Regions from separate parts of the Homo sapiens genome. Here regions 1, 3, 4 and 5 are each linked to region 2. The links are chromatin contacts, found by Hi-C or POLR2A ChIA-PET in ENCODE. All regions are on one chromosome and are shown on one strand. Each heading gives the region's core, a stretch centred on a gene start or an enhancer-like site at or near the end of the contact. The rest is flanking DNA. Distances are from core to core; before and after follow the strand shown. Region 1 has its middle 55 kb from the start of ADTRP. Region 2 has its middle 23 kb from the start of LINC02530. Region 3 overlaps PHACTR1 (phosphatase and actin regulator 1). Region 4 has its middle 77 kb from the start of ADTRP. Region 5 holds the start of HIVEP1 (HIVEP zinc finger 1).

Region 1 (3,858 bases), core at 512-3,011, 770 kb before region 2:
AGATGTCGATGTCAGTTAATCTGTTCCACTGACCCTCAGATAGCCAGACAATTATCAGAAAATTCTTCCTTTTCACTGGTAGTAGGAAAAACACTTCCATGAACACAACTCTCTTCTTATAAAATCAGATGATTATTTGGATATGCTTAGTATCTTTTAAAACCATAGGTTAATATACAGCATAGAAGAAAAGCAATTTAAGAAAAGGGGGGCTCTGAAACTCCAAAGCCCTTAAGACCTTCTTGAAATCCATGGAAGAAAACAAAGGTGATGTTGAATGTATTTCATATTTGGAAATCAAATAATAAGTAAGGGTTCCCACTAAGGTCTGCTATATTGATAATCACTTAGACTTTTTGTGAGCTAAATCTTCTGTGGTTGCTACAGCAAACATTTATTGAATACCTTCTAAGTATGAGACTCAGTACTAGGATGTTTTAAAGATTATACAATTCTTATTTAAGATGTGATATATAGTGATTAAATCTCATTCACAAAAGTAGGGTTTTAGTTGTGCTTGAGCTTATATGTAAAGGTATGTACATATACATGTATGCGGTTTGTTCTTCCTATTTGCAAATGCCCATATTGGGAGAAAATGCCAGTGCCAGTCAAAGCCAACTGAATTGTTGTGCATTGACACATACTGAGAAAAAAAGGGCACAGCAACAAAAATGTTCTAGTCCCAATCAAGCGATAAACAAAATAAACAAAAGATATTCAAATCAACTTTAAAGAACCTGTTTTTGCTGAGTTTTGGAAGAAACATTAAGACAGTGGCTCAAGTTCCCACTTGAACATGAGTGTTTGTTGTTATTTTTAATGCTAGTTTTAAGGTTGAATTCATTAATGTCATGGTTTTGAATAACTTGAATTTTATTTACCTCTGGGCAGGTGAGCCTCCCTACAAATGACCATGATGTAGAAAACACTTGCACACATAGACATATGTGTCACATGGATGTATAGTACACTTCTTAGGTCAAGTTTTTTTTTTTTTTTTTGAGACGGAGTCTTGCTCTGTCACCAGGCTGGAGTGCAGTGGCACAATCTTGACTCACTGCAACCTCTGCCTCCCAGGTTCAAGCGATTCTCCTGCCTCAGCCTCCCGAGTAGCTGGGACTGTAGGTGTGTGCCACCACACCTGTCTAATTTTTGTATTTTTGGTAGAGACAGGGTTTCACCATGTCGGCCAGGATGGTCTCAATCTCTTGACCTCATGATCTGCCTGCCTCAGCCTCCCAAAGTACTGGGATTACAGGCATGAGCCACTGCGCCCAGCCAAGATTTTTTCAGTTCGCATGAGAGGGAGGCCTTTGGGGAGACAGGTGGATACTGAGCTCTTCTTGGTAACAGGAAAGCCATTAGAATAGGAAGCAGTGAATCAGGTGAAGAATCAGAGTGAGGAAGGAGCCAGTGAAGCTGCAGTGGGTCAGAAGCATAGTCACAGGGAGGTTGGGCGTTATCTCAGTGCATTTGCTATAAAGGAACACCTGAGGAATGGGTCATTTATAAAGAAAAGAGGCTTAGTTGGCTCACAGTTCTGCAGGCTGTACAAAAAGCAAGGTGGCAACATCTGCTTCTGGTGAGGGCTGCAGGGAGCTTCCATTCACAACAGAAGATGAAGGAGAGCAGGCATCACTTAGCAAGAGGAAGGGAGCAAGAGAGAGAGGGGAGAGGTACCAGGCCCTTTCAAACAACCAACTCTCAGGTAAGCAAATAGAGCAAAAACTCCTGCATTACCACAAGTGGATACCAAGCCATTCATGAGGGATCCGCCCCCGTGACCCAAACACCTCTCACCAGGCCCCACCTCCAACAAGGGATCAAATTTCAACACGAGATTTGGAGGAGACAAATATTCAAAGTAATCAGGAACTCTGGCAGAACTTCAAATGCCGAGAGTGGAATTTTGAGGTTAAAATTAATGGCCATGATAGTTACTAGAAGCTTTTGAAATATGAGTGGGTTTAATTATTTGACTGAGTTGATGTCAATAGCCTGAGATAGTAACAATGATGATTGTGTGCTGTTGCTGTTCTTCAGCCCTTCGCACTAAGGAAAGTTCTTCGAAGCCCACAGCCAGCTTGCAGGTGGAGAGGGCAGATAAAAAGAAAATGGTCATGAACATAAGCATGATTCTGCCGTTTTCTATGGCTCTGGACAGACCAGTTGCCTGAGATACCTCCAAAATTCATTTAGAAAGATGTGACAAGAAGGTTTCAGTGTTAGAACGTTGACGTCTAAGTTATTTATGGCAGAGTCCCAGCTGCCGCCAGAATTCCCCTTCTTAAAATAACCAACAGGTGGGTGACCTGGTCTTGAAGAACATTGTATCAGAGTATGCATGGGATACAATACTGCCTTCTTTCTTTTCTTGCTTAGGTAGTACTACCTTTAGCTAGTAATAAGACCCCTTGAATTTTGGAATTCAGGTATCAGAAAAAAGCTGCTAGCTCAGTGCCTTTTATATACACATAGGTATTTAATACATGTTTTTGCTTATCGATTGGTAAAAACTCCTAAAGATAGGTGCATGCTTGTGTGTGTGTAATGATTTTTAGAGATTATGGGTTTGGAACTGTCTTTGTTCTATTTAGATCAATATGATCATCCATTTATCTTGCTCTTCTTGTTTTTTATTGACTTTTTTCCTGTAATGTATGTACCAAAAGTATTTGCTGTTGCATCTTCTTAAGAGAATGCAAACATGACCGTGTTTCCTTTCTCTCAGAAAAAATGACAATTCATTTTCCAGAAATCATTTAAATTAAAATTGATGTTCTTTGGACATTAAAAAAAGGGGTGGGGCAGCATGAATTTTTTTCTTCTTGTAGTTTGACTGCTCACTGGCAAGAGGAGAAAGCCAGTCCTGAAGCCTGGGGTTGCTAGACTGGCCACCTTTCCCTCCTGTCTTTCAGCATGCCCTTTTAAGAGCAGGAAACATGAAAGGGTTTGGCTCAGACCCCAATTCCACTAAAGGCGTTATCCAATTGGCACTGAGGTCTGTCTCTGGCCTTGGTGGCTTCCCTGATGGCTGTAGCATTTGTTCCACAGCAATGACATTCAAATCCCGAGAGATGCATGAAAACACAAAAATAATGTGTGGTGAGGAAACAAGTCTCCTAACTGGTTCTTCAACAATCCTCCTTTGTGTCAAACCCAGATTGCATTTGGTTGGATGCAGGGACAATGCTAGGCCATGAAGAAAACAGAGATCAAAGGAGATGGGATTTCCAGAGGCTAGGAACAGAGGCCCTCCAAGCAAGAGAGGCACTCACAAAGTCAGTGAAGCTGTGGTGGTAATCTTGGTTGTAGGTGAGGAACCAGAACAGACCCCAAGAGTGGCAAGGGTCATTCTGGAAATGTACAGCTTAAAGAACACAGCTAAAATCTAGGGTAGATAGCAAGGTGAAACAGAGAGCCCATGAGCCTTGGAATCAGAAAATCAGAATTCTGGTCTTAGTCTGTCTCCAAGCAACTGTGAGTTCTTGGCCAGATAGTTTATCCCATCTGAGCCTCAATTTCCTCGTCTCTGAAGTGTAGGGTTTGGATTAAATGACCTCTTAAGTGCCTTTAATTTTTTATAATTATATGCCTGAGAGAAGTTGTCATTGTAATTTGGCCCTATTGGGGTTATGTTTTTTAAAGCTTGATAACAAGGAAAGTTTGCATGACAAAGTATACTTATCTGATTTAGAATTATTATTTCCTTTAATGTTTTCACATTACCCCCTTGGCGAGGTTCATTAAATTTGCCATGTGCAATGGATCTAAGGATTCTGATCCTGATACAATAAGATGTCTATTGAGCATCTCAGGTTGGTTATCAGCCCATTCTTCATTGCCTGTGGGTGA
Region 2 (4,034 bases), core at 1,288-3,787:
ACAGGTTTGAGCCTCTCGGTCCCTTGGGTAATGGTTTATCTCAGCAGTCTGCCGCCACCTAGTGTCTAGGATAGAGTGTCATCTATTAACTCACACTTCGTAACTGAAGGAAGAACTCCAACTGCTCACCAGAAAATACATAACGGCAAAAGCAAGCACACATGGGTGGTATGATAATGGCTCCCAAACTGATCCAATGATGCCATCACATGATATTCAGTTCTCATTAACACATGTCTTACAATGGGAATGGCAGGACATGGGGTGGGTAGGAGCGGCTGGTGGCAACAGTTCCGGTTTCACATTAAATCAGCAAACCACCTTACACATTTTCAAGCATCTGAGTCTCAAACCCCATTAAGTTAATGATGAGAATCCTCATAGCTCCAGCCTTACCTGATGAGTTTCACTAACACAATCACGAAAGCTCTGGTAGAATTTCAGAGGGATTTTCATTGAATTAGGTCTACCATTTTCAGAGATACTTTTGGCTACTTGGTCTTAGCATAAGGGAAATTTCTCTTTATTTTGCCAACAAAATTATAGACCTCTTTCACTTAAATCTTCCATTTATATCAAGCTACACTGGGATCATGTGTTACATATGAAAGTCTACTTCTTACTAGGATATGACAAACAGTATTTGACATCCACTCTTCTTTCTGAGCCTGTTCCACTTATAGCTGTTCTGAAGAATATATTTCATTTCAGGAACCAAACACAGTGCTGTTACATAAAGTCTGATTGATAGGAGTTAAGGTGGGCAGAAGTTATCAAAATCTGAAAATTAAGTGTTTCAAAGGGAAGGAATGCATTATCATTAGAGCAGTGGGAAGATAGAATTGCCTGTGCTCACTGGATGATTGGTGGGGAGCGTCAGCTTCCACTGCAGATCCCAAGCACTGAGCCAGCCTAGCTTCCTGAGAACTGCTGACCTCAAAATGCAGGAATGATGTTGCCAGACGAGGGTCCCTTCAGCAATCGATGGGCTCACACTGAAGTCTTGTTTGCTCGTCTCCCTGTGTGTCTCACTAGACTAGAATACTAAAACTCATGAAGAAACGGCCTCAGCGACTTGGAGCCAAAATGAGCACAGGGAATAAAAAAGAGAAATTAAAAATATCAGCCTCACTGTGACAGCCAGTCTAACATCTCCCTCCCTGCTCATCTCTCCCTTTCCCTCCCTACTGATTATCTCAAAATTCTTATGCTTCCTTATTCTCTGTCCCTGTCATACGCAGACACATGCACTCACATGTTTATCCCTCCTCTTTCTTTTCTGCAAGAAATATATGCCACAGAATCACTCTTCTGGTAGTAAAACAACCATTGGGTTTGGTTAAAACCCACAGCTGTAAAGTTTACCCATCCCCATTCAATTTCCCAATTGATTGCCAATCTTCTTCATCATTTCCTACATGGATATTGGGCTTTAAATGCTACAGCATCATACAAAGGAGCTGTAAATACAGCAAACATAACATTTATCTTTACCTTTACAATCCTGAATATTTTCATTTAAATAGTCTCATTTATTAAGTTTAGCCTTTCTCTGTTCTGATCATTAAGTACTTGGTTACCAGAAGGAAAACTGGATTTTGGATGAATAATTTATTCTGATAGTGTTAGTTTTGTTGTGTCCCTGAATGTTCGTGATATAGTTAATGAAGATGGGTCACTAAACCTATGTCACTGATGAGAAAAAAATTCCTACATGATAAACAGCAATGGAACCTGCATGCAGGTATGAGTATATATGTGTATATGCATATGTACACACACACACACACACACAGAGACACACACACAGAGGAATAAATATATGAACATACTGCAGAGATACTGAAGCCAGGAACAAGAATCTTGACTTAAATATTAGACAAAGAAAAGCTCCTTTTGTGAAAAAAACCATCTTAAAATATAAATTTTCAGTGCAGAACTTCAGTTACCAATTGTTAGTCTTCATAGTAAGCCTGATGATAATAAAATGTCTATTTTTTGTTTTTTAGAGACAGAGTCTCACTCCATCATCCAGACTGGAGTACAGTGGCACAATCATAGCTCACTGTAACCTCAAACTCCTGGGCTCAAGCTGTCTGCCTCAGCCTCCCGAGTAGTTTGGGTCACAGGCACGTGAGACACACCCAGCTAATTTTTTACTTTTTACTTTTTTTTTCCATAGAGATGAGTCTCATTATGTTGCCCAGGCTGGTCTCAAACTCCTGGCCTCAAACCATCCTCCTGTCAAAACACTTGGATTACAGGCATGAATCACCGCACCTGGCCAATAAAATGTCTATGCTTGTTGGAAAAAAAAAAACAAAACTCTGTTTATTGACACTCGCTGTATTATGTAAAGAAGGCTGAGAAGCCTTTTGCACACTGTTTTATGAAAATAACAGACAATACCCATCAGTTGTGGCGTGACTATATTGATGCGCTCTTGGTAAGGTGCTAAGAACAATCCTTTCTGTAAAAGGATGAAAAACAAAACCCTTGAGCAGTAAAAGATGACACATTCCACAAATGTTAGCTAATTTCCTGCAACAGAGCATAATGAAAGTGCATGTAGACAGGGTGTGCTTTATCTGCAAAAAGAGGAACAAAAAAAGAAACAAAAGCATCATCATATCTTTTGGTATCCAGAAATAAAATCCACTCAGTTAAATGGTGATTATGAGCAACTTTGAAAAGATTGTCAATATCGAATGCTATTTTTAAACAACAAAAGTTTCTCTTCATACCTCTAGCAGTCTTACATTTTAAAGAAACAGGCTCAAAATAGCACAACACATATTTCTAGGTTTCGATCATTAAAATTCTTCATCTGTGGACTACTAGCCATAAATAATCAACTTGAGAAAATAAACCAAACTTGATGGCTTTCTTGTTTCTTCTTACCATTTCTGGATCTTTGAACTTTCCCTTCCACTTTCTCAACCAAAGATAGCCTAAACAAAGAAAGCCAAAGCCAGCTTTTGCCCAATCTTTCCGATTGTCCTGCATAAATCAAACTAGAAGTGACCATATTCCTTGTTTCACTGAAAAGGGACTTAGTGTCATAGCTAAACCTTTCACTGGAGAAGAGAAATGGGGTTGGACAGAAAGACTAATTATAAACCTGCCAGTCAAGGTTTACCATAGAGAAACAACAGGAAATATCTATGAAGCTGTTCACAGCTTGTCAAGATGACCAATGGAAGACCACATATATGACTTACCTTGACAATAGCTTAAACTCTGGAATTTCCTTCCACTGTAGTAAGTTTTATGGTGCCCTTGAACCAGGGAAGCAGTGTGCTGTGCCGGGGGGCGGGGGTGGTTGGGGGAACTCAGGCTTTGCTGATAAACAAACCTAGGTTTGAATCCTCCAAAGTCTACTTACCAGGTGGATGGTTTCTACAATTTTTTAATGAGTCTGAACTTCTTCATTGTAAAATGAGTATAAAATCTCATTTGCAATACAATACCTAATTGTATTGTGTGAGGAACTAGAGATAATATGCAAAAAAGTACCTACAGCACATCTTTAAACATTATAAAGGGCGTTACAGGAGTTGAGCTTTGTTAAGTCTTTGTGAAGGTAGAGCTGTCCTAAACTGAAGTCACTCTACCATAGTCTGTCTCATCTCAGATATGTTTTTGAAAGGCCCTTTCATAAGAGGTTCTGTAAAAAGTAGTGCTCATGGGGAAAGTATTATTCTGAAATCATCCTGCTTAAAATCAACTTTCTGAACTGCCATGCAGTCTTGGCAAATACGAATTTCCATCACCCCTTTGCTACATGCCAAGTTGGAATATTGAGAATGCTGTCTATTATTCAATCTAAGTAAAGTACATTACTTTTAATTGGAGGTTGTTTCACTGCCTTTTTGAATTAGGAGACTAATCATTCATCAGAAACACACAATTAAGGATTTTTGTGTTAATTTGGCATTATTGCCATTGATCCAAAAGTGTTGTTATCTTTTAAGCAAGAGCTGAAGTGAGTTCCTCCCATATGTTTTGGCAGAATTGGTGCATCTGTAAGATTC
Region 3 (3,656 bases), core at 1,137-3,636, 660 kb after region 2:
GGCAAAAAAAGCTAAACTCTGTCTCAAAAAAAGAAAAAAACAAACTTTTTTTCACTCTACTCTCACACTTAACACACTTCTGTGACCCCACACATTTCTGTGTGAGGCAGCTCCCCACACACCAAGCAATTCTCCAGCAGACATGAACTGGACATCCTGTAATTCAATTTGATTCTGACCCTTTCTACTGGGACAGTGTCAGATCACACAGGTTAAGGACTCAGTCCCACAGAACTGCCCCCACTTCAGATGCCAATACCAAGTCATAGGTTGTCACCTATATTATGACCCACTAGCTGTAAACTGGGGTTCTCACAACTCCCTCTTTGTGTTCAAATAATTTGCTAAGACAGCTCACAGAACTCAGGGAAACACTTACTTTACCAGTTTCTTACAGAGGTTACAGATGAACAGCCAGATGAAGAGATGGACAGGGCAAGGTATTGGGGGAGAGAGGCAGAGCTTCTGTGCACTCTCTGGGTGCCACCCTCCCAACAGTGCCCCCCAGCCCCATGGTCAGCAACCTGGAAGCTCATCTAATCTTGTGGTTTAAGAGTTTCCATAGAACTTCACCTCCAGCCCCCCACCCTCCTGCTTCCCAGCTGAAAGCTCCAGGCCTCTAACTATGTGTTCTTTCTGGTGGCCAGCCCCATCCTAAGTCACCTAATTAGCACAAACTCTGGTGTAATCCAAAGGGACTCATTCCAAGTAACAAAATACACTCCTGACACCCCAGAAATTCCAGGGGTTTTAGGTGCTCTGTGATAGGAACTGGGTCAAAGATAAATATGTTTTATATTATACCACAGGGATATTTTGAAAAGGAATAATAAATATGAAAATGTTCTTATACTCTTAAAAACACTTTGGAATGCAATTTCCAACAGTTTCAGGGTGCTATAGGCTTTATAAGCAGGTATATGACCAAAAATCCTTTCTCTGACATTGTATTAGGCCATTCTTGCATTACTATAAAGGAATACCTGAGACTGTGTAATTTATAAATAAAAGAGGTTTAATTGGCTCATGGTTCTGCAGGCTATACAGGCAGCATGGCCCTGGCATTTGCTTGACTTCTAGGGAGGCCTCAGGAAACTTCCAATCATGGAGGAAGGTGAAGGAGAAGAAGGCACATCACATGGCAAAAGCAGGAGCAAGAGAGAGAGAGAGAGTGAGCAGGGAGTTGCCACATGCTTTTTTTTTTTCTTTTTTTTTTTTTGAGACAGTCTCACTTTGTCACCCAGGCTGGAGTGCAGTGGCGCAATGTCGGCTCACTGCAACCTCCACCTCCCAGGTTCAAGCGATTCTCCTGCCTCAGCCTCCCAAGTAGCTAGGATTACAGGCATGTGCCACCATGCCCGGCTAATTTTTGTATTTTTAATAGAGACGGGGTTTCGCCACAAAGTTTTAAATGACCAGATCTTGCAAGAACTCACTGTCAAGAAGCTAGGACCAAGCCATGAGGGCTCCCCATCCAAGCACCTTGCACCAGGCCTCCCCCCGAGCAATGGGGATTACCATTCAACATGAGATTTGGGCAGCGACAAATATCCAAACTATATGAGACATTGAAGCCCATTCCCTATATAGGATGTGTGGTGGTGACACGGGAATGTCACAGAAGCAATTGATTCTGGCCCAGCACAATAAACAAAAACACAAATGACAACAAGCTTTGAATTAAAAATATAGTCCTTTCTGGGAGATTGATTCCAGGACTCCCTTGGATACCAAAATCCAAGGAAGCTCAAGTCCCTTGTATAAAATGGCGTAGTATTTGCAAAAAACTATGTGTATCCTCCCATATCCTTTAAATCATCTCTAAATTACTTATATCTAATACAAGATAAATGCTATATCAATAATTTTAGACTATTGTTTTTTGTTTGTTTTTTTTTTTAATATTTTCCGTCAGCAGTTGGTAGAACCGAAGAATGTGGAACTCATGGACACAGAGGACCAACTGTAGTTAGGTTTGGAGACTTCATTGACTTGATATTTTCACTCTAGGATCTCTCTTTAGATTTCAAGATGTGAACATCTTGCCGACTATAGACACCAGTTTCTAATACCCAAGGAGGGACTGCAACTTCCTCAACTAGGAGAGCATCATTTCTACCCCTTAGATCCCAATAGAGGAGTCTGAGAAGCCTAAAATTTCTTCTACAATGATTCAGTTTCTCACACACCTCATCCCAATGGGTGAAGTGGAATGCCGGATAATTGCAGGTTGTTAAATAATTACCAAAAGCTTCAAAGGTACAGATGTCTCTGTTCCTGCTCAGGCTCCTGAGTCCGTGTCAGTCATTCCTGGGACCTAATGCAGGCATTCTCCCCTCAGATGCCATGCCCGTTCCCTGGCTACTTCTGTCACTACGTGCCATCCACTGCCTGTCCCGCCTCCACCCATTGCGTCATTGCAGGCTCATGCCCTGGCTATGATGTTTCATGTACGGTGGCTAAATTTCACGCCTGGCCACAGAAGTATCATTTCTGTGCCTTTGCCACTCATGTCTTCTAAGCCTCCGAAATAAGAGGAGCAGGACCAGAAGAAGAGCAGCCATTGTTCTCTGCAGACAGACACATTCTCTCACATGTCCCCGGGGCCACAGACCTCTTTATGTTCTAACTGGGTCTGCACAGAAGAGGCAGGAGACAGGCTTTAGCCTCAAGGGAGGGAGAGAGAGGCAAGAGGCCACAGTCCCCAAGTTAGGAGGCCACAAGGAAAGAAAAGGACTTCTGTGAAGAAAAGAGTCCCGTCTGAGTTGCAGTCCACTTGCCTGGGGCCACTGGAGGAGATGGGGCTGGGGAGGGGCCGCTGCAGGGAGGAGGGCGGGGGTCAGCGGCTGTGACATGACGCACGTGCCTCTCCTGGGCTTGAAATTGAGGAACTGAGGAGGCGGTGGTGGCGAGAGTCAGTCTTTCAGAGCACAGGATGGAACAAGAACTCCAGCCACTGACTGTCTCATGTATCTGCAAGGGCCGAGGAAATTAATGACCCAAGGAGGCTATGATATGGTCCAAAAACTTTTCCTGGATTTTTTCCGTAGGCGGCTGAGCCAGAGGCCAACTGCAGAGGAACTGGAACAGAGGAACATTTTGAAACGTAAGTGACTAAGCCCATGGCAATCCCTGATGTTTTGTGGCGGCTTTTGTTATTATTTAATGGTAGGCCACAAGGTTTCTACCTTGCGCCTCTGCGGAAAGCATTGAAAACCTTTCTAACGGTTGAAGCTTCATGTGTGCATGTTAGAACACCAAAGACGACCTCCCCAAAGAGAAGGCAAATTTTATTCCACTTTATTCTTTAGAAGCTCACGGGCGGCAGGCAGAACCTTCCTTTTAGTGAGTTGTAAAGTCAGAGAGAAGCTGAAAAATTAGAGTGAGACCACTTATTATTTAATGATTTTTAAGAGCAGGGTCACCTTTAAACCAGAATTGGCTTGAAAATGGAGACTGTGATATGCACGGCTAAAATAAGGGAAATGTCCATTTGAACTGAGACTAGAAAGCATGACTTTGCATTGCAGCTGGCTGCTGTTGATAAAAATCCCTCATCCCTTTGAATGTTAAATTGAAAGACTAAGAAAGCATTTCCAAGTGAAGTGCTTCATGTCTGTCTCTCAGGATTCCCACAGCTGGTCCCGGGCATGCCT
Region 4 (4,022 bases), core at 219-2,718, 750 kb before region 2:
TATGTCTACGGATCTAACACTCCAAAAATCTTAGCATGGAAAACACTTTGAACTTATAAATAAGCCATTTTCACTTAAAGATTCCCCTTCTTTCACTAGAAACCTTTTACACTTTGTTTCCCCTCCCCACCTCAACACCCTGCTAGCTTCCCTCCCACCCCCCACCCTGGAACAACAGATTGGGTTAGTGCTAGAAAATGTCTTTTATGGGCAACTTAGGCAACATTCCGTTGTCAATACAATCAACAGAAGTCAGAAATGTCAATATTAGGCAACAGTCAAAAAATTCAAATGAGTTTCTGGAAGTTGTTCCATTTCAGCCCCCTAGTAATTTCTGAGTAATTCCTTCATTTGCCTTCCAAACACTTGGCACAATATTATCTTCAGGGCACAAGCTATGCCCATTAAGCAAATTTATCCAAGCAAAACTGTGCAGCAAAAAGTGGTTTAACATATTCCAAGGTTCAATGTCTCTTTTTTAAGGCAGCTGCTCCTCTCAGCAAAAATAGAATTTAGGGAAGTGCCAACCACAGCATCCTGGGGACTGAAACATCTTTACACATAGTTGTTCTATTTTCAAATAAGAATATATATATAGATATAGATGATGTTTAAACATTGCAAAGCTTAAAGGCATTCACAGAGAGATTAATTGTTGTGTGTGACTATAAGTAACACAAGGCTGAGATTAATAATCTGCTCAGAGAACTATTTTTCATGCGACACACAGAATCTTATTGTGTGTATTTCATTATTGCTATCTGATGGTCCCAAGGGTTCACTGTGTTTATATAAAGATTCCTTGCCTCTTTCCAGAGCCTGGAATGTTTATATTTTAGCACATAATCTTCAGAGACTCTGATGTGAAAAGTAGAATGTGTTTTTAAAAACTCGTTGTGTATTTTCCAGAGTTATTTACAAAAAAAAAATTTTTATTGAATTTGCATTGATCAGTAGTTCCCAACCAGAGGTGACTTTGCTTCCCAGGGGACATTGGGCAATGACTGGAGATATTTGTGGTTGTCACAACTAGCATCGAGTGGACAGAAGCCAGGAGTGCTCAAAACCTACCATGCACAGGACAGGCCCCACAGCAAAGAATTATCCAGCCCCAAATCTCAATAATGCCAAGGCTGAAAGACACTGGTATAGAGCGTCTATCTTGGTTATACATGACAACACTACAGTTTGTTCCATCCAATAGAGAATGTCGCCCATAATATACCCAGAGCAACCACCAGTGGCCTTTGCAATTATAACCCTGTTGGCCTGAGAATACACATCCCCCGTTTCTGTGCATGTCTAGTCAGGGAACTGACCACCAAGTTGGAAGTGAGAGATTCTAGGTCATTTTACTTATGGCTTAAATAGCTCAATATGTTAAAGAGAATTTGGTGCTATCCTTGTTAGTCATGGCAAATTTCCTGGCTGCCTATAGAGAAAAGAGGCAAAGAAATCTATTCTCAGCTGATATGATGGGAAAAGAATTTGATATCTTAAAAAGAAATACTCAGTATTTACCACTGATTTGCAGCATGACCTCGGGGAACTCCCTGGCTTAAAAGCACAATGACTCATGAGTTCTCCGTGATCTGTGACATATTGAGAGCACATAGTGTTGCCTCTCTCTGTTTATTCTTCTAATTCGTTAAAAGAATCAACTATGATTTATTGAAAACAATATATATATATATATAGTGTGTGTGTGTGTGTGTGTGTGTGTGTGTGTGTGTGTGTGGTGTCAGCCTACCTTTTTCCTCCATCAACAGGGAGGGTTTGATTAGGGGATGAACCCCAAATGCTACTACTGCCCTACTCCAACAGATCCTATTTTCACTGTTTCTACATCCATCTCACCTTTGGGAACCATAAAATAAGTGTTTTGCTTGAAGTGTAGTCAGGGAGAGTCCTCATATGGATGTAACTATTCAAGTGTTTCTTCAGGTTTTTACAATAGGTAGAACTTGCAGATATACATTTATCAATTTATTATTAATCATTAGTGTTATGAACATCAAAATTTCAAGGTAGCAACTATCCAGCTTTCTAAAGTAAAATCAAAGTGCTTTTATTTTGCACCAAGTATAGTCTTAATCATGGCCTTCAGGTATATTTCCTTACTCCAAACATAATTCAGTGGAAAGACCAGGCAGTGACCTGGGGCACTTGTTTTTATCTCTCTGAAACTTATTTGTAAATTGGAGATAATAATCATATTTTATAGAGTTCTTGTGAGTTGAAAATGTTAGAAGTCTTAATACTGAAAATATCTACTAAGGATTAAGCAGGTGGATGAAAAACTCACCCCTGGATTCAAGTTAATGAAATCTTGGAATTCCGCAGAATAAACAGAAAAGCCTAAAAACTTGCTAAGAGAGGGAAGAATATTGGCCACATGCCAAGGGATGCAAATCAAACTGGTGTCAGACATTCTGTTAGCAACAGAAGACACTAGTAGATAGGGTGGCAAAGCTTCAAAGTTTTGAAGAAAAACGAATTTGGTCCTTGCATTCTATACCCAGCCAAACAATCATAAAGTACACGGTCAAATTAAAACACCTCCTGATATGCAGTAACTCAAAAAGTACATCACTCCTATATCCCATATGAAAGTACTCCCCGGGGGCTTTCTTACTACCAAAATAAAGCAATTTTCAAAAGAACATGAGACATAAGAGAATGTGCAATGAAGTGTGACCAAGAAGAGGTGAGGAAGCTGCAAACAAAGTTAAAAAGAATTAAATAGATACTAATTGGATATTCTCCTTGGAGCAGCAAAAGTTTGTGGCACAGGATCATATTACTCTTTTATGGATTCCTTTATGAATAATGTTTCTATAATTATAATAGTCCAATACTCCTTCAGAGTAAATATCTAAGGACAAAACATGGAAGGCAGTTACAGGTGGCTAGTTGAATTTAAATGTCATAAATGTTAGCAATAAATGATAATATGACTAACCAAAACTGGGAAACAGGGAGGGATAGAGGGATAGAGAAAGAAGATAGTGTATTTCAGCAAAAGTCTTAATTTTTCCTAGTAGAAGTCAACAGATACTGTCTGAAATAGATAATCACACAGTAGAGAACTACAGGGCTTGATACAGATGTCCTTTATAACTCTTACTCTTGCATTTCCCTGGAAGTATTCAACATGCAATTTGATAAGATAAATAAATTAGAGGTATGAAATCGGCAAGAGGAGGAAAAATGATCACTATTTGTAGATAACATGCTTATGTAAGTGTAAAATCACAGAGAATTTTCCAAAACACTTGCAAGCCATAAATTAGATCAATAAGTTAGTAGAACATGTCAGAAATCAATAGCCTTAATAAAGTGTAAAAAATGACCAAAAATAGCAGTTCAGGTAAGTTACCATGAAAAATCTTAACTAGTGTATATAACCCTTATGAGGAAAATTTTAAATCATTTCTGATGGATACAAAAGTGACAACTAGCAAATGGAAAGACTTAATGTGATAAATTAGAAGACTCCATCTCACGAAGATGTCAATTTCTCCTAAGTTATTTTATAAACGTAGCATGTTGCAAACAAAATACCAATTAGAGAAAACTGATAAAGAAGAGCAGTTATTATTTATACTAGATATATTGTAAAATATGCTATAAAACCTCAATAATTTAAACAGTGTGGCACTGTGTCATGAATATAGACAGACAAGAGGAAAAGAATAGAGAGCCCATGCATCCTCCAAAATAGTCCCTAAAATTAACAGAGAGTAAAGATGATAGCTCAAGTCAGTGGGGTGAAAGAGGAGTTTTTAACAAACGTTTTGGGGACAACCAAGCAGTGATGAAATAATATGAAAGAGGATATCTACCTCTCACTGTATTCCAGATAAACTTCAAAAAATTCTAGAAAAGAAATGTGGTTTTTAAAAATTCCATTAAAGCATAATACCAAAAGAAAACATAGACAATACCCTTTAGCACTTTCTAGCAGACTCAAAATCCAGACATCAAAAAAACAAAAAAGAGGTATCATTTCAAGTATATAA
Region 5 (4,071 bases), core at 1,450-3,949, 600 kb before region 2:
ATTTTGAGAAAATATATTGGATTTGCCACAAAACAAGCCTAAAGAAGCTACTTTATAGTATAGCCAGGTTTCCCTGCATCCTGATATCTGGGAAGAATTGTAGGCAGAATTAGGAAAAGAAACTGCATTTAGAAAATTCAAAAACTTACTAGGAAACTATTCTGTATTGTATATATTTCAAATAAAAGTTTAATATCGGTTTGCTGCTCAAGGAAATAGTTGAAATGTCAAAATTTACCTATCGTAATTCGAAATTGCATGTATGTTTTGTTAGAAAGTTCGTAGTAATGCTGAATCCTACATAAACATTGTGTTGACAGTATGTTGTGCTCAACAATTATTGGGTTAAACGTTATTCATTCAGTTAGCATTTTTCACTTCCAAAGTGATACAAACTTCACTCATTATCACATTACCTTTCTCCTGACAGATTAATAGCTATACGTTCACAGTTAAATGCATGTTTACTTTTGGATTCAAATAACCCAGTTGGGAAGTTACATTATATACTTTTTTGGTGATTGCAACCTATTGGATATCATTTCATTTCACAAATGAGAGATGGTTATAGCACAATGAAAATAAAAATTGCATTATTTCATCGTAGGGTTAGCATTAGTATGCTAGACATAATTGTACATGTACACAGTTGGATGATCTTTGCTTTTATAACCAAATTTACTTTGTAGTAGGCATATTTCTCCCTTTACATGATATTATTTTTGGCTACACACTCGCCATTACTGAGTATTCCATTTTTAATCATTCCCATTCTGGTGGTTTGAGCTTTTCTTAGCTCAAATGAGCCAGAGGTACGATTTCCTCAGGGGAATTTTAGGGGTCAACTCCAGCAGGAAAAACCTAGACGTCGTTATGGAAGCCCAAGGGAACAAAACAATTCAAGTTTGCACAGATGGCCAGCTGTCTTAGTGGTTGTATGGTCGTTTAGCATTTTTATTCCTTAAAAGGGGAAACCAGTTTAGTTTCATCAGGGATTTTTTTTTTTTTGCATCAATTTTGTTTCACCTTATTCCTCTCAAGTTTGAGGTGGCCCGTTAAACCAGCCACTTTTGCTTCTTGAGGTGGACCTGTGGAATTTCTGTGCCCCAAACTGCGAACGTTCTTTAGGTCTAACCCTGAAAACCTTCGTTACCCTGGTCCAGCCCCTCTTCACTGCTTTGCCATGGATTTCCACTCCTTGCTTTCTCTACTGCTTTCTAGCAGCCGGGGTCACACCTTGGTTCATGCTAATTACTCCCTCTTCCCCTTTCACGCTCTCCCCTCTTCCCTGGAGCCCGGTCCGACGACCAGCCCCGCACCCCCCTTTTCTGTCCCCGAAGTCCCCTCCCGGGTTGGCCCTATAAGCTGTCAGGCTGGCAGGCAGGGGTTAATTGCGCTCGCAGCTTCGGCACTGGGAAGCACCAGCGGGGCTTTGGAGCGGCCTCTGGAATAACCTTGGCTTTCCTCGCTCTTTTAATAGAACATCCGCCACCAAAAAGTGGTTTCAGTTCAGGGTTAACATGTCCCCTTCCACTCTCCAAACCAACACCCTGCCCCCTCCGTTTTTTTAAAAGTTGTTTTTCAAAGTTAATGAGTTTTAAGTTTCACAATGACTTTCCCCTTCCTTCTACGCGTTGCTGAGGAAACCCCCTTGGGGTCCCCCCCCCCCCCCGCCTCCCCCTCCCCCATTCTGCCCGGGCGAGGGGCGGGGCCGGGAGACCCCATGACGTCAGCGGCCGGCCCACATCCTGCTGTAGAAAGTAAAGAGACGGTAAAGAGAAACTACGGCCCCGCCCGTCCCGTCCCTCTTCCCGGACCAACCGCCCCCAACTGAGCGACCCCGCCAGGCCTTCCCGGGGCCGCGTGACTGGCCGGGCCCGCCCCTCCGCCCCCGCCGTGTGCTGGTTCCCCAGGCGTCGCGACCCAGGGCTCCCGCCCCCCGCGTCCCTAACCCCGCCCCTCCCCCCCGGGCTGCGCTGCCACCTCCTCCCGCGTCCCCCTCCCGTCCCTGCGGCGGCTCGGCCGGGCGGGGCGGGGAGGGGCGAAGCGGCGGGTAGGTGGCGGGGCCGGCGCGGTCTGGGGCCCGCCCCGCCGGGGAGACCCGGGGCACTGGCTCCGGGTTCGTGCCGGGCCGGGCGCCCATCCAGTCCCTACACCCGGTCAGAGCTGGCGGCCGCGCCGGCCCAGCTGGGCCCCGGCGCCTGGGCGTCCCGCGCCCCTCGCCCCGGCCTCAACCCCAGCCCCCGCGGGGACGCCCCCTCCCCCGCCCACGCGTCGCCGCCCGCGGCCTCCCCTCCTCCCGCCCCCGGGGATCCCCTGCCGCCCCGCCCACCCGCGGGAAAGCCTCCGACCTTCGCCCTGCCTCCCCCGCGCCGCCCGGCCCGCGTTCCTCCCGCCGGCCCCAAAGACGCTAAACGTGCCCTACTCTGCCCCGGGGGAGAGGTAAAGCCCGCGCCCGTCCTTCCCGCCCCGGGCCCCGCGGCCCCAGGGTCTGTCCGCCCGCCCCGCCGCGGCGCGCGCCCCCCAGCCCGGCTGCCCGGCTCCCTGGCGGCCGCGATCATGCCGTGGCTCCGGGCGCCGGCGAGCTTCGCCGCCTCCTCCGCCCGGCGGCTGCGGCCCCCGCCCGCGCGCCCCGCGCTCCCCCCCCCGCCCCCCGGCCCGCTCCCCTGTTTAATATTTCAGTGCTGGGTGGTGTGAGCGCCAGTCGCCGGCCTTCAGCGTGGCGGCTGCTGGGCGGCGGCAGGGTGGCGGACGGAGCGGGGGACCGGGGAGCGGCGGCCGCCGGAGGAGGTTATGTTTGTGTTTGGGGTTGTCAAGTGAAGGAGGGATCCCAGGCGCCGCCGCCGCCGCCGCGCGGGGGTCGCGGAGATCCCGAGCCGCGGCCGCCGCCATCAGCAGCGCAGCTCCAGGGCCGGCTGCAGCGGCAGCGGCTCCGCCGGGCGTCCTGGCAGCAGGTTCGGCGCGGGCTCCGCGGCGGGGGCGCTGCAGCTGGGGAGGGCGGCGGGGCGGAGGGGGGGGGGGGCAGGAGCACATCCCTTCGGCGGGCGGGGGGCGTGCGGGCGCGCGTGTGTGTGTGTGTGTGCGTGTGTGTGCAACCGCCGACCTTGCAGAGGGGATGGCTGCGTGCGGGAGACCCTTGGCACTTCTGGGCGCCCTCGCCGCGCGCGAGCCGAGCAGGTACAGAGGGACCCAGCCTCCCCAGCCGCCTTCCAGCCGCAGACGCATTTTGCAAGAGGGTGGGGGGTGAAAGAGACCAGGCCTCGGCATCCCAACCTCCCGGCTTTGTGGGTTTCTTTCCCTTTCGTTCTTTGCTCTAAGTGCCTGTTTACTCCCGGCCACCTGGGTAGTTTCTTTCCGGGTTGGGAGTGCGCGCCAGCTGCAGTTGGGAAGGGGGCGGTGGGTTGGGGTGCGGGTCGGCTCGGGCTCGCCTTGGGGTCGGGCTCGGGAAGGAGTTGCTGGCTGGAGAGGGGAGGGGGCGGCGGCGGAGCAGGCGGCGAGGAGGAGTCTCAGGGCTGCCGCGCTCGCCTCATCTCGTCCTCCTCCTCCTCAGCTCTCTGCATCCACTCCAGGCTCCTTCCTGAGCTGGCACTTCCATTCCCCCCCTCCTCCTGGCATGCGAAGCGCTTTGTTCAGTGCAGCGTTGCAGAGGGGTTTTCCCAGGCTCCGCCCTCCACATTCATTCATGTTTTTTCTCCTTGCAACTGTCTTTACGCTTTTTGATCGTGTCATGTTTTTGCTCCATGTAGTATTTATTTCTTTCCCGTAAAGGAACGGTTTATCACTCGTCCTAGTCGCTACAATGCTGCTGTCTTTGGAAATACCCACTTCCCCCCACAAGGATTTAAATATGGGATGGACAGCTAGGGACAGTGGGTAGGCAATGAACGGGGTAGCAGAAAGCCTTTACGGACAGGGAATGTGCATATTTTACATTTATGCTCCGGATCCCATGGGATCACATGATTGGATTACAGTCAGAGTTCACGCTTTAAAAACTTCCAAATATCGTTACCATTTAAAAGCTTTAAGTTTAACAACGAACGTAGTTAAGCATTCATGCAATTTATTTGG

What was found. A loop is a pair of places that touch in the nucleus more often than their neighbours do. ChIA-PET counts read pairs that join two places held with the same protein, here RNA polymerase II (POLR2A). Pooled maps may share reads with other maps.
Region 1: a loop to region 2 is called in a map of GM12878, with 3 times the contacts of the local background. The contact joins two enhancer-like sites. A Hi-C loop is called at or near these places in 3 of 168 maps with a recorded cell type or tissue (B cell and GM12878), 17 of 37 single-sample maps with no recorded cell type and 10 of 50 pooled maps.
Region 3: a loop to region 2 is called in a pooled map, with 5 times the contacts of the local background. The contact joins two enhancer-like sites. A Hi-C loop is called at or near these places in 3 of 37 single-sample maps with no recorded cell type and 2 of 50 pooled maps. POLR2A ChIA-PET finds 5 or more read pairs at or near these places in 1 of 52 experiments (activated CD4-positive, alpha-beta T cell).
Region 4: a map with no recorded cell type shows a loop between it and region 2 (12-fold over the local background). The contact joins two enhancer-like sites. A Hi-C loop is called at or near these places in 3 of 37 single-sample maps with no recorded cell type and 2 of 50 pooled maps.
Region 5: a map of GM12878 shows a loop between it and region 2 (16-fold over the local background). The contact joins the promoter of HIVEP1 here to the enhancer-like site in region 2. A Hi-C loop is called at or near these places in 7 of 168 maps with a recorded cell type or tissue (GM12878, IMR-90, OCI-LY7 and 3 more), 35 of 37 single-sample maps with no recorded cell type and 19 of 50 pooled maps. POLR2A ChIA-PET finds 5 or more read pairs at or near these places in 2 of 52 experiments (GM12878 and HEK293).

Annotation. Positions count from the first base shown.
Region 1 is chr6:11,832,215-11,836,072 of GRCh38, forward strand. No RefSeq gene overlaps it. Among named protein-coding and RNA genes, the nearest start is that of ADTRP, 55 kb to the left of the region's middle. RefSeq lists silencers at 1,618-1,847, 1,695-1,885 and an enhancer at 2,108-2,407. Within about 2 kb of position 1,762, at least 3 of the 41 ENCODE cell types and tissues checked have a DNase peak (open chromatin) inside an H3K27ac peak, as active enhancers do; they include GM12878, where a contact is called at or near this core.
Region 2 is chr6:12,605,919-12,609,952 of GRCh38, forward strand. No RefSeq gene overlaps it. Among named protein-coding and RNA genes, the nearest start is that of LINC02530, 23 kb to the left of the region's middle. RefSeq lists a silencer at 1-173 and an enhancer at 2,572-2,691. Within about 2 kb of position 2,538, at least 3 of the 41 ENCODE cell types and tissues checked have a DNase peak (open chromatin) inside an H3K27ac peak, as active enhancers do; they include GM12878 and endothelial cell of umbilical vein, where a contact is called at or near this core.
Region 3 is chr6:13,269,810-13,273,465 of GRCh38, forward strand. It overlaps PHACTR1 (phosphatase and actin regulator 1), which reads left to right. Exons shown (of 15, transcript NM_030948.6): 11 at 3,051-3,106. All of the region lies in intron 8 of TBC1D7-LOC100130357 (TBC1D7-LOC100130357 readthrough), which reads right to left. It also overlaps a transcript of LOC100130357 not described here. Among named protein-coding and RNA genes, the nearest start is that of TBC1D7, 57 kb to the right of the region's middle. RefSeq lists enhancers at 2,671-2,770, 3,482-3,656. Within about 2 kb of position 2,387, at least 7 of the 41 ENCODE cell types and tissues checked have a DNase peak (open chromatin) inside an H3K27ac peak, as active enhancers do.
Region 4 is chr6:11,853,508-11,857,529 of GRCh38, forward strand. No RefSeq gene overlaps it. Among named protein-coding and RNA genes, the nearest start is that of ADTRP, 77 kb to the left of the region's middle. RefSeq lists enhancers at 1,232-1,311, 1,392-1,461. Within about 2 kb of position 1,469, at least 3 of the 41 ENCODE cell types and tissues checked have a DNase peak (open chromatin) inside an H3K27ac peak, as active enhancers do.
Region 5 is chr6:12,009,613-12,013,683 of GRCh38, forward strand. HIVEP1 (HIVEP zinc finger 1) reads left to right here and starts at 2,700. Exons shown (of 9, transcript NM_002114.4): 1 at 2,700-2,954. RefSeq lists an enhancer at 751-1,295 and silencers at 1,625-2,534, 2,715-2,854.